Regions from separate parts of the Homo sapiens genome. Here region 1 is linked to region 2. Evidence: chromatin contacts called from ENCODE Hi-C or POLR2A ChIA-PET data. All regions are on one chromosome and are shown on one strand. Each heading gives the region's core, a stretch centred on a gene start or an enhancer-like site at or near the end of the contact. The rest is flanking DNA. Distances are from core to core; before and after follow the strand shown. Region 1 overlaps ST6GALNAC3 (ST6 N-acetylgalactosaminide alpha-2,6-sialyltransferase 3). Region 2 overlaps ST6GALNAC3 (ST6 N-acetylgalactosaminide alpha-2,6-sialyltransferase 3).

Evidence for each region. A loop is a pair of places that touch in the nucleus more often than their neighbours do. ChIA-PET counts read pairs that join two places held with the same protein, here RNA polymerase II (POLR2A). Pooled maps may share reads with other maps.
Region 1: a map of OCI-LY7 shows a loop between it and region 2 (2.4-fold over the local background). The contact joins two enhancer-like sites. A Hi-C loop is called at or near these places in 2 of 168 maps with a recorded cell type or tissue (OCI-LY7 and naive thymus-derived CD4-positive, alpha-beta T cell), 2 of 37 single-sample maps with no recorded cell type and 10 of 50 pooled maps. POLR2A ChIA-PET finds 5 or more read pairs at or near these places in 2 of 52 experiments (OCI-LY7 and activated T-cell).

Annotation. Positions count from the first base shown.
Region 1 is chr1:76,151,702-76,156,203 of GRCh38, reverse strand. The region is part of intron 1 of ST6GALNAC3 (ST6 N-acetylgalactosaminide alpha-2,6-sialyltransferase 3); the gene reads right to left. Among named protein-coding and RNA genes, the nearest start is that of ST6GALNAC3, 79 kb to the right of the region's middle. RefSeq lists a silencer at 1,814-1,923. Within about 2 kb of position 1,368, at least 19 of the 41 ENCODE cell types and tissues checked have a DNase peak (open chromatin) inside an H3K27ac peak, as active enhancers do.
Region 2 is chr1:76,423,033-76,427,500 of GRCh38, reverse strand. All of the region lies in intron 3 of ST6GALNAC3 (ST6 N-acetylgalactosaminide alpha-2,6-sialyltransferase 3), which reads right to left. Among named protein-coding and RNA genes, the nearest start is that of ST6GALNAC3, 350 kb to the right of the region's middle. RefSeq lists an enhancer at 1,653-1,892. Within about 2 kb of position 2,225, at least 4 of the 41 ENCODE cell types and tissues checked have a DNase peak (open chromatin) inside an H3K27ac peak, as active enhancers do.

The sequences.
Region 1 (4,502 bases), core at 119-2,618, 270 kb after region 2:
ATAATATGTACCCTGAATATGATGTGATAAGAATGGCATTTTCTCTCTGCCTTCTTCCTCTCAAAAACCCATAACCCCAGTCTAATTATTAGAAAACCTTAGACAAATTCCAAAAGAGGAACCTTCTACTAAACTCCTGAGCAGTACTCCTCAAAACTGTCAAGGTCATTAAAAACAAGTTTAAAGTCTGAGAAACCACTACCGCCAGCAGGATCTTAAGAAGACATGACAACTAAGGTAAGGCGGTATCCTGGGTAGGCTCCCGGAGCAGAAAAAGGACACTAGGTCAAAATAAAGGAAATCCGAATAAAGTATTGGCTTCAGTTAATAATAATGTATCAATATTCCTTCACTAATTGTAACAAATGTGTTATGCTAATATGATTAAAACAACAACAACAGGAGAAACTATATGTTAAAAATAGGAGGCCGGGCGCGGTGGCTCACACCTGTAATCCCAGCACTTTGGGAGGCCAAGGCAGGTGGATCACGAGGTCAGGAGATCGAGACCATCCTAGCTAACACGGTGAAACCCTGTCTCTACTAAAAATATTAAAAAAAAAAAAAAATTAGCCAGGCGTAGTGGCGGGCGCCTGTCGTCCCAGCTATTCGGGAGGCTGAGGCAGGAGAATGGCATGAACCCGGGAGGCGGAGCTTGCAGTGAGCCGAGATTGCGCCACCGCACTCCAGCCTGGACGACAGAGACTCCGTCTCAAAAAAATAAAATAAAATAAATAAAAAAAGGAGAAAGTGGGGGAACTCTTGCTATATTCATAGTTTTTCTGCAAATCTAAAGCTGTTTGAAACAAAGTTGATTAAAACAACCAAAAATTACCCATGCCTGGCACATAGTAATTCTCTATAATAATTTGGCTGTAGTGACGGTAGCAGTAGTACTCATGGCTCCAGTGTAGGCGCATGGAGGAGACGGGGGTCGGGGGGCAAGATTTGCTGAGTCCTTTATGTTCTTCCTGTGGGAATTTAGGTTCAAAGGTCCAGGAAATAAACTGTCACTGTGCTGGTCACCACCCAACAACCACTTCTAGACCCTGTACCAAGGGCAGCAAAGCCCGTAGCTTTATAGTGACTTTGTAGGGAGGAGGGCACTCCCCGATTCCCACAAATAAAGAGAAGGTCACCCTCACATACACACATCCTCCAAGGCAAAAAAAATAAAAAATAAAAAGATTGGTGGAAATGCAAATGCAAAGAAAATGCAAAGATTTCAATCAAGAGGTGTTTTGTAATCAGAAGGAACTTCTAATCAAGGGCCAAGAAACTGACCCCACCCAGTGGCTGCCAGATGACCTAAAAACCCGGAAGTCAGAATGGTGGTTTTCGTTAAATGGTAGCGCTCCCTGGTGTATTGAGCTGGTGAAATATGGCTTGTATTTCCCTTGCCTGCATGCAGTCTTAAATCCTCCCTCAATAGAAAATCTCCTGTCAGGCTGATCCACACTAACCACGGGCACTCCTGCTCTCCCCAAAATAAGCAAGATCAGCCCAGGAAGTCAAGTCCTCATCTCCTGTCAGATGTCAACACAAGCATGCTACGGCCACATTGCAACCAGGTTAGGGACAAAGAAGAGCAGCCTGGATGTACAGCATTACCAAGGCGGATGCTTCTGTGAGCGTCAAAAACCCTGGGTTACAATCACGTTTCACTAACGAAACACAAACAAGCAGTGGCTGTGCTTCATTTGCAACAGGCGTTTCCAGACACTAATATTGCCCACACTTGCTTGAGTTGGAGAATGTCTTTACATTCATAACAAACCTTGAAAGTAGAAGCTGAGACACAAAGTAGCAGCTTAAATGCAGTGCTCTTCGGGGACTTCACTAAGAAACAACCTGAGTGTTCCCCAGTACGATTGCTTTAAGAGTGACGAGAGCGCCCTCTCGTGGGGGAGAAAGGGCCCTGCATGCAGGGTGCAAACCTGTGAGGGCCAATGCACCACCGGCTACGGGGTCAGCCTGGGTTGGATTCATGTGGTTGGTGCCTGCTCTGTTTTCTCCTCCTCATGATCTTGGTGGTGTTCCAAGAGAATTGTCCACCCACATAAGCAAGAGAAAATTCCAGGGGTGAAATGACTGGACTATTTTTAAGCCGACTGGGCCAGGTTGGGTTTCATGTCTCTCCTGATCAGTGTTTGCCTGAGTTTGCAGCTCATTCTCATCACGGAAAAAGCCCTCCCGACTACAGACGGCGGGACAGGCAACTCATCACTGTGACGGAACCCAAGCCAACTCTTTAAGCCAGTGGGCAAGGTCTTAGATAAGACACCAAAATGGAGAAAGTTGCCCATTGCTGAGGGGCGCCCGTTTGGACAAACAGCAAAATGGGGCCAGCCAAGAGCATCATTTCAGACAGAGAAAAACGAGAAGGGAAGGGGCTCAGAGGCATTGGCCTGAAACAGAATATGACTAACTGTTCCCTGTCTAGGTCAACTCCTTAGGACATAAAAATAAGCCACTCAAACAAAGCCATGGTTAGTGTTTTAAACAAAATATAGATATGTTTAAAACTTAGCAACACAGGACAAGTTATACCAACAGCAAAACACAGAAAAATCTGAGGTGAGGGAGTAAGGAGTAAGTCCCTTTGCCTGAATTCATGCCATGTTTTATTAAAGTGAACAAGGAATAGCCATGCTTGAAATCCCCTCCCCAAACGGCTTTGTTAGCTGGACACAGCCACTCCATCTCAGGTGTAATTTCGCACGCACAGGCAGGTGAGGTCCTGAGTTGGGGACAGCTCTCTGGCGGTGAGACATCTCCCCAGAGGCTCACAGGTACACTCTAGCCGCCTATGGGTCTATAGGAGCCCTGGGGAAGAAAAGATGGAGTTTCTGGTTTAGATTAGGTTATTCTGGCAACAAAAAGGAAAGGGCAGGGGAGGAGAACATTATCAGTGTCCTTCAAGAACGGGCAACTTCAGAGGGTATGCAAATAGGCAATAGCTATAGGGGAAAAAAAATTCACAATGGCATCCAAAAAATGTAACTTAAATTAAGGATGTTACGTCATTTTCCACCTATCAGAAGGGCAAAATGAAAAAGCATGACATATCCATTACTGAATATCTGAGGAAAGAGACACCAGACACCACTATTAAAAGGAGCAAAAATGGTCTTCCCACTTCTGGAGACCAGTTGTATCCAATATCTTCAAAACGTGCATATCTTAAGGTCCGGTAATTCCCTTCTGGGAACTCTAAAATAAGACTTGCACAACATTTTCCAATAGGAATATCCCTAAAGGTTTATGAATGACCACATTATAGAGCTTATATTTTGGGCTTCAGGAAATAAGAAAATAAGGACAGAATTCAACCACCAAAAGGCATCTAAGAATTAAGGAAAATGTTGGTGGAACCTCTAAACCTTTTCTCCATGTTCCCAGTGGATATGGTCTATGGCTGATCCCATGATGGGAAATCTCTGCCCAACGGTCAAAATGGTGTTTTCAGCTAGTCTCACAAGTTCAGAGTCATACACCAGCACTTCATTTTCTATTTAAATGTTTACGGTTTAAATTGAAACTGTGGGGGCCTTTCATTCTGTCAGGAGGCCATGGTCAACATCCTCAGTGTGTTTTGTCCTTGGCACAGCCTCCTGGGAAGCCTCAGGCTCAGCTCAGATGCTTCACTATGAACATTACCAAAGACTCGTGGGCATTTCAGAATTTAAGAAAGAGCCCACCTTCACCTAGCACAAGACTTTGCAAATAATCCAGACCCTTTCATCAAAGTGGCTCCACAAGTATGTGGTGTGCACAAGGCCGCCTGGGCAGTCTTTACCTCATCACCCACCTGGCAGGACATGTTTAGAAGCTGCTTCTCTGTGATAAGATTTCCTCCGCATCTTAAATAACCTGGACAGCAATAAGCCAGTGTCAAGGTGGTGGCTGTCAGCTTCTTCTAGGATGGATCAGCAGTGTCCTTGGAAAAGCAAAAAGCTAGAAGCCCAGGTAAACACTTACAACACGACAATGACAAAAAGATATGAATAATAAATACCTTCAAAAATATGATCTTCCTAGGAGACTTTATTTACACGCTCAGCCATTCTTTTGCTTTTTCTCTGGCTCCCAAATAGGATTTAATCTTTTGACAATTTTTCACTCCAAGAAAGACTAAAGAGCCCATGGTGGGAAGGACAATATTGTTCCATGAATCAGGTACAGTATGCCTCAAAAGTCATCACAAATTTAAATTTCTGCCTTAAGTAGCCAAGTGGAAAGGGCACTGCAGCAAGAGTCAGGAAGCCTGGATTCTCACCCAACTCTCAAGAACCGGCTTCTCCACAGTGGGCCTCCATCATCTTTCTGAATTCCAGATTCATCCTCTGTAGAGACAATGTCTAGACTCCCATCTAGCATCCCTGGGAAGGTGAATCCGGGATGGGACCTGCAGCAAAGCAATCGATGCCCCACCCGTTTTCCCTCAGCCTTCATTGTAACAGTGCCCATGGGCCTGACCAACTGCCAGCCCCTGCACCTCC
Region 2 (4,468 bases), core at 976-3,475:
CAAGAATCCTTGCACATATTGGGTCACTGGTTCTCCAGGCATAGGAATGTGTAAGACACACTTGGGGAACTGTTTAAATGCAGAGCCATTCCCAGAGGTTCTGAATCCACAGGGCTGAGAGGCTATGTTTCTAGCAGAACCCTCCAGAAGATTCTGAAGCAGATGGTCCCCAGAGCACATTTGAGAAATACTCAACCTGGTGCTCAATTCAATGGTGGCAGTCCTTGTGAGCCAGTAAACATGACACTAGCCTAGGATTCATAAGACCCCATGAATGAAGTTTCACTACAAGAGGTGGGACTTGAGAAAGTCACTAGATTTGCCCTGGTCTTAGGTTTCCTTACCCATTAAATAAGTGTGTTGTGCTCACTTCTGAGTTTCTTTGCTGAGATCTCTGTACCACTAAGGAGACCATGAAGTTGGCAACAGAGATTCTTGAGCTATGCATGAAATTCCAAAAAGCCAAACAGTAATCATTTATTTACCCAATACAAAATCTTATTTGAAACATCTACTTTTTTGGATTAAATTATATCACCTCAATGTTCCCCTGGTTATCAGAATCTCTCATGAAAGTTAAACAATCATGTGCCACACAGTGACATTTCAGTCAGAGATGAGCCGCATATATGACCATGGTCTCATAGGATTATAAACGGAGCTGAAAAATTCCTATAGCCAACTGATGTCGTAACTGTCATAGCATCATAGTACAACGCATTACTCATGTGTTTGTGGTGATGCTGGTTTAGGTAAACTACTGCATGTCCAGCCATATAAAAGTATAACACATACAATTATGTACAGTATATAATACTTGATAATGATAATAAACAACTATGTTACTAGGCTTATGTATTTACTTTATTTTTCATCATTATTTTAGAGGGCATTCTCTCTCTCTCTTTCTCTCTCTCCCTATATATATATATATGTACAGATATATATATATATATCTGTAAAACAGCTGCAGGCAGGTCTTTCAGGCAGTATTCCACAAGAAGGCATTGCTATCATAGGAGATGACAGCTCCATGCATGTTGTTGTCTCTGAAGATCTTCCAGTGAGACAAGATGTGAAGGTGGAAGACAGCGATATTGGTGATGCTGACCCTGTGTAGGCCTAGGATAATGAACTAACAATCCCAAACAACCTCATGTTACCCACTCAACAACTGGGTAGTGTCACCTATGTGTGTCAGATGCTATTTGAGGGGGCAGAGAGGTAAACAACAAGTTATGCCCTCATGGTGCTTACAGTCTAATAAGGGAAGACAGAAAATAGCAAACACATATCAGGCCATAACAAGTAACATAAAGGAAAATAGAGTTTGAAAAGCAGAAAAGGGAGAGTTGGGGGTGGGAGAGTGTTGTCAAAAAAGGGCTCTCTTATAAGGCGACATTTGAATCAAGACCTAAAGAAAATGGGGCAAAAGTCATGTAGATTTCTGGAGGGACTCCAGAAATCCTGAGTTATAGAATATATGCTTTTCAAAACAGGAAGATGATTCATCGTCTATATTATCATAAACTTTACTTAAGCTAACATATTTATGAGCTCATCTTCTGGGCTGACTCCAGGATTATAGACAAAGCACATGGTCTTGATTTCTTAACAGGGCTGTGGGCAACACAGTGAAATCTCTAGTCCATTGATTATCTGACACTGAGGTAAAGCCTGGATTTTGGCACAATACTTATTTTTGCTGCCTCAAGAACATATCTTAGTTCACTTTCTATCCTTGTGGTCAAGACATTTTTAGTTCACTTTGAGATTTGGTCTCTCTCGGCAAGGTTTCTCAGCTACTTTCATTTCTTCTCTACTGACATCCTGATGAACATGGTTTATAAATATTAAAAATAAGGAGGTGAGACCAGATGCAAAGAACTTGCCAATGAATGTCAGAAGTTCCGACGAGTTCCCAGTAAAATTAGAGAATGTGTTTCAAGTATCAGTGGATTCCCCACATCTAGAACAATGACTGACACCTACTTAGCACCCAGGGGATATGTGCTCAAGGAATGTTTGTAAAAGACTGCATTTCTGTGCTGCCTATCTCAAACCAAAATAAAAGCTCTGCCTTAAAAAAAGAGCTTGGTGTGAGTGTACGCGGGTGAGGGCGTATGGTTGTATGTTAGTAAACAGGATGTTTTCTCTTTTATGAGAAACACAGCAGCTGCTAGTTACGCTCCTAATAGGGGAAGTTGCTACTTTTGCATCCTTGAAAGCCCCTATTTGCATAGGCGCTATACAGAAGGCAGACATTAGAAATGAAAACAGTATCTGATCACCAAATCTCACTGGCACTGAAAAGTTCTGCCTCTAGTTTGTGATTTTTGAAATGTGGATGTGCTGACAACAAAATTAACTTCTCCAAAGAGCTGAGAACTCTCATCATCCCTCTCACTATAATTTACATGACTTGACAAAATTAAACTGTTATTTTCATCGGGGTGATCTGCAAAATCATAAAACGATGTGTATTTTTGGGAATGCCTAATTAACTCTCCTTAGTTCCACTGAGATTTCAGCTACGAATATAAGCATTGCAAATATCACGGAGGTGTTCACATCTAGCTTTAGCAACCACAAAGAGACTCAAAGGACTCAAAACAAAAATCTCTTTAGAAATCAGACAAGGATGAGAATTCAAATCAAATGGTGAACCTATGGGGTAAAATCAGGTATACACTGATTTGCCCAAACTTGCCTTGCATCAAATAGCCAGAAATACTTGAATAGGTGAAGCCAATATTAAGAATCAAAACAGCAGAATTACAGACCTACATACACAAGTCCATCTTTAGTAACAGTTTTAATCACAAACATTAACTAATATCGACCAAGCTGTTTGTCACAAAAGTTTGCTTTAACATATAATCAGCATCTGAAGTGAGAGCCACATTTCCTCAACAATTGCCAGCACCTTGTGTCATACTTATAAATAATGGGTTACTCCTATTGAGCACCATCTGCTTAATAGAGAAAAATGTTCATCTTAATTAGGAAACTCTTCTTATTATTTAATATTTATTGAACACCCACAATGTGCTTGGCAGCAAAAGCACCAGGAACATGATCTTTGCCCACCAAGAATCCACCTGCTAAGGAAATATGATGAACCAGTTATATAGTCATTTCTGTTTCTTAACACATTTTATGTATCTCTTTCCAGATGACAGAACTGCCAATGGTTCACTTTTGGAAGGGTCTTCTCTCCCAATTAAGATGGGATGGCGAGCTGTCAGATGAGTAATGAGTGAAGTAAAGATAAAGAGAAGATAAAGAGCAAATTAATTACAATCACTATGAAGCAAAAGTGAAATTTGCTCAATGGAATAAAATTTAATGCACTCCTAAATAAAACCAACTGTGTTTGCTATGAACTCACAGGTTAAGACTAGAAGACATATCAGAAATATAGAACATGTCATGAAAAAGTCACCTTGGAATAGCAACCATTCTTTGTTTTGCATTTACCTTCGGAGCTTTTGTACCTCCACAATGATACAGCTGATGTAGTGTAGGACACTCATTTCATTACGAGGATATTAACACCTTTGTTAGTAAAGATTTAATGGTCAAAAATCTACTATCAACTAGAAGAATTAAGATAGATTGACAATCCTTCCCAAAAGCTCCCAACTATATCCCCTTCTCTCTCTACTACCCTCCAATCAACAAAAGTTCAAGAAAATTTCATAAGTTTAATATTAAAACTGTGTAGAGAAGTATTTTAGGAGAGAATAAACAACCTATTCACGTCAGAAGAATGTTATTACATGCCTGTAATAGTGCCTTTGCATGAGTTATCTAGTAATAACTTTAGTTCTCCTTTTAGTGAAGATTATAAAGAAAAAGAAAATATGTTTTTGCTCCAATTGTTGAATATCTCAGATAAGACTGTTTTCCACATTCTAAATTTTAACCAGTTCTCTGCTCTGCATGGTTTCCATGTTTCTGTAAAGGGTTGCCTATCCATTTTGCCAGTAGAGCTTAATAAATGTTTCTGTTCTTTTTCAATGCTTCTCATTAAATTGTATGCTTCCCTCATACCACCTTCTTCATAAAAAAAGCATACAATAAATGAAAAAGAACGCTTGGCTTTGGTCATAATATTCCTTTCTTTTCAGCAATGCCAATCGCAGGGCTAGAAACTCCAAGGAAATGGCCCTAGTTATCCATTTCTAACATGATAAGTCAGAGAACTGAATGCTGTTTGTGATCTTCCGTTTGTAGATATACTTCCTAGATAACTACCTCACCCAGATAACATAGGCAAAAAAGAAATTACATATTATTGGAGGTAATGCTGTGATGATGGCAGTTGTCAAACAGTGCTAATCTGAACTACACGGCAGAAGGAAAATGACTAACTCATACACTGTCAGGGTAATAAATACCTAATGAGCAAAATTGCAAAGCAAATAGCAGGTTGAACATACACACAAATGTTGATTCTTGATTC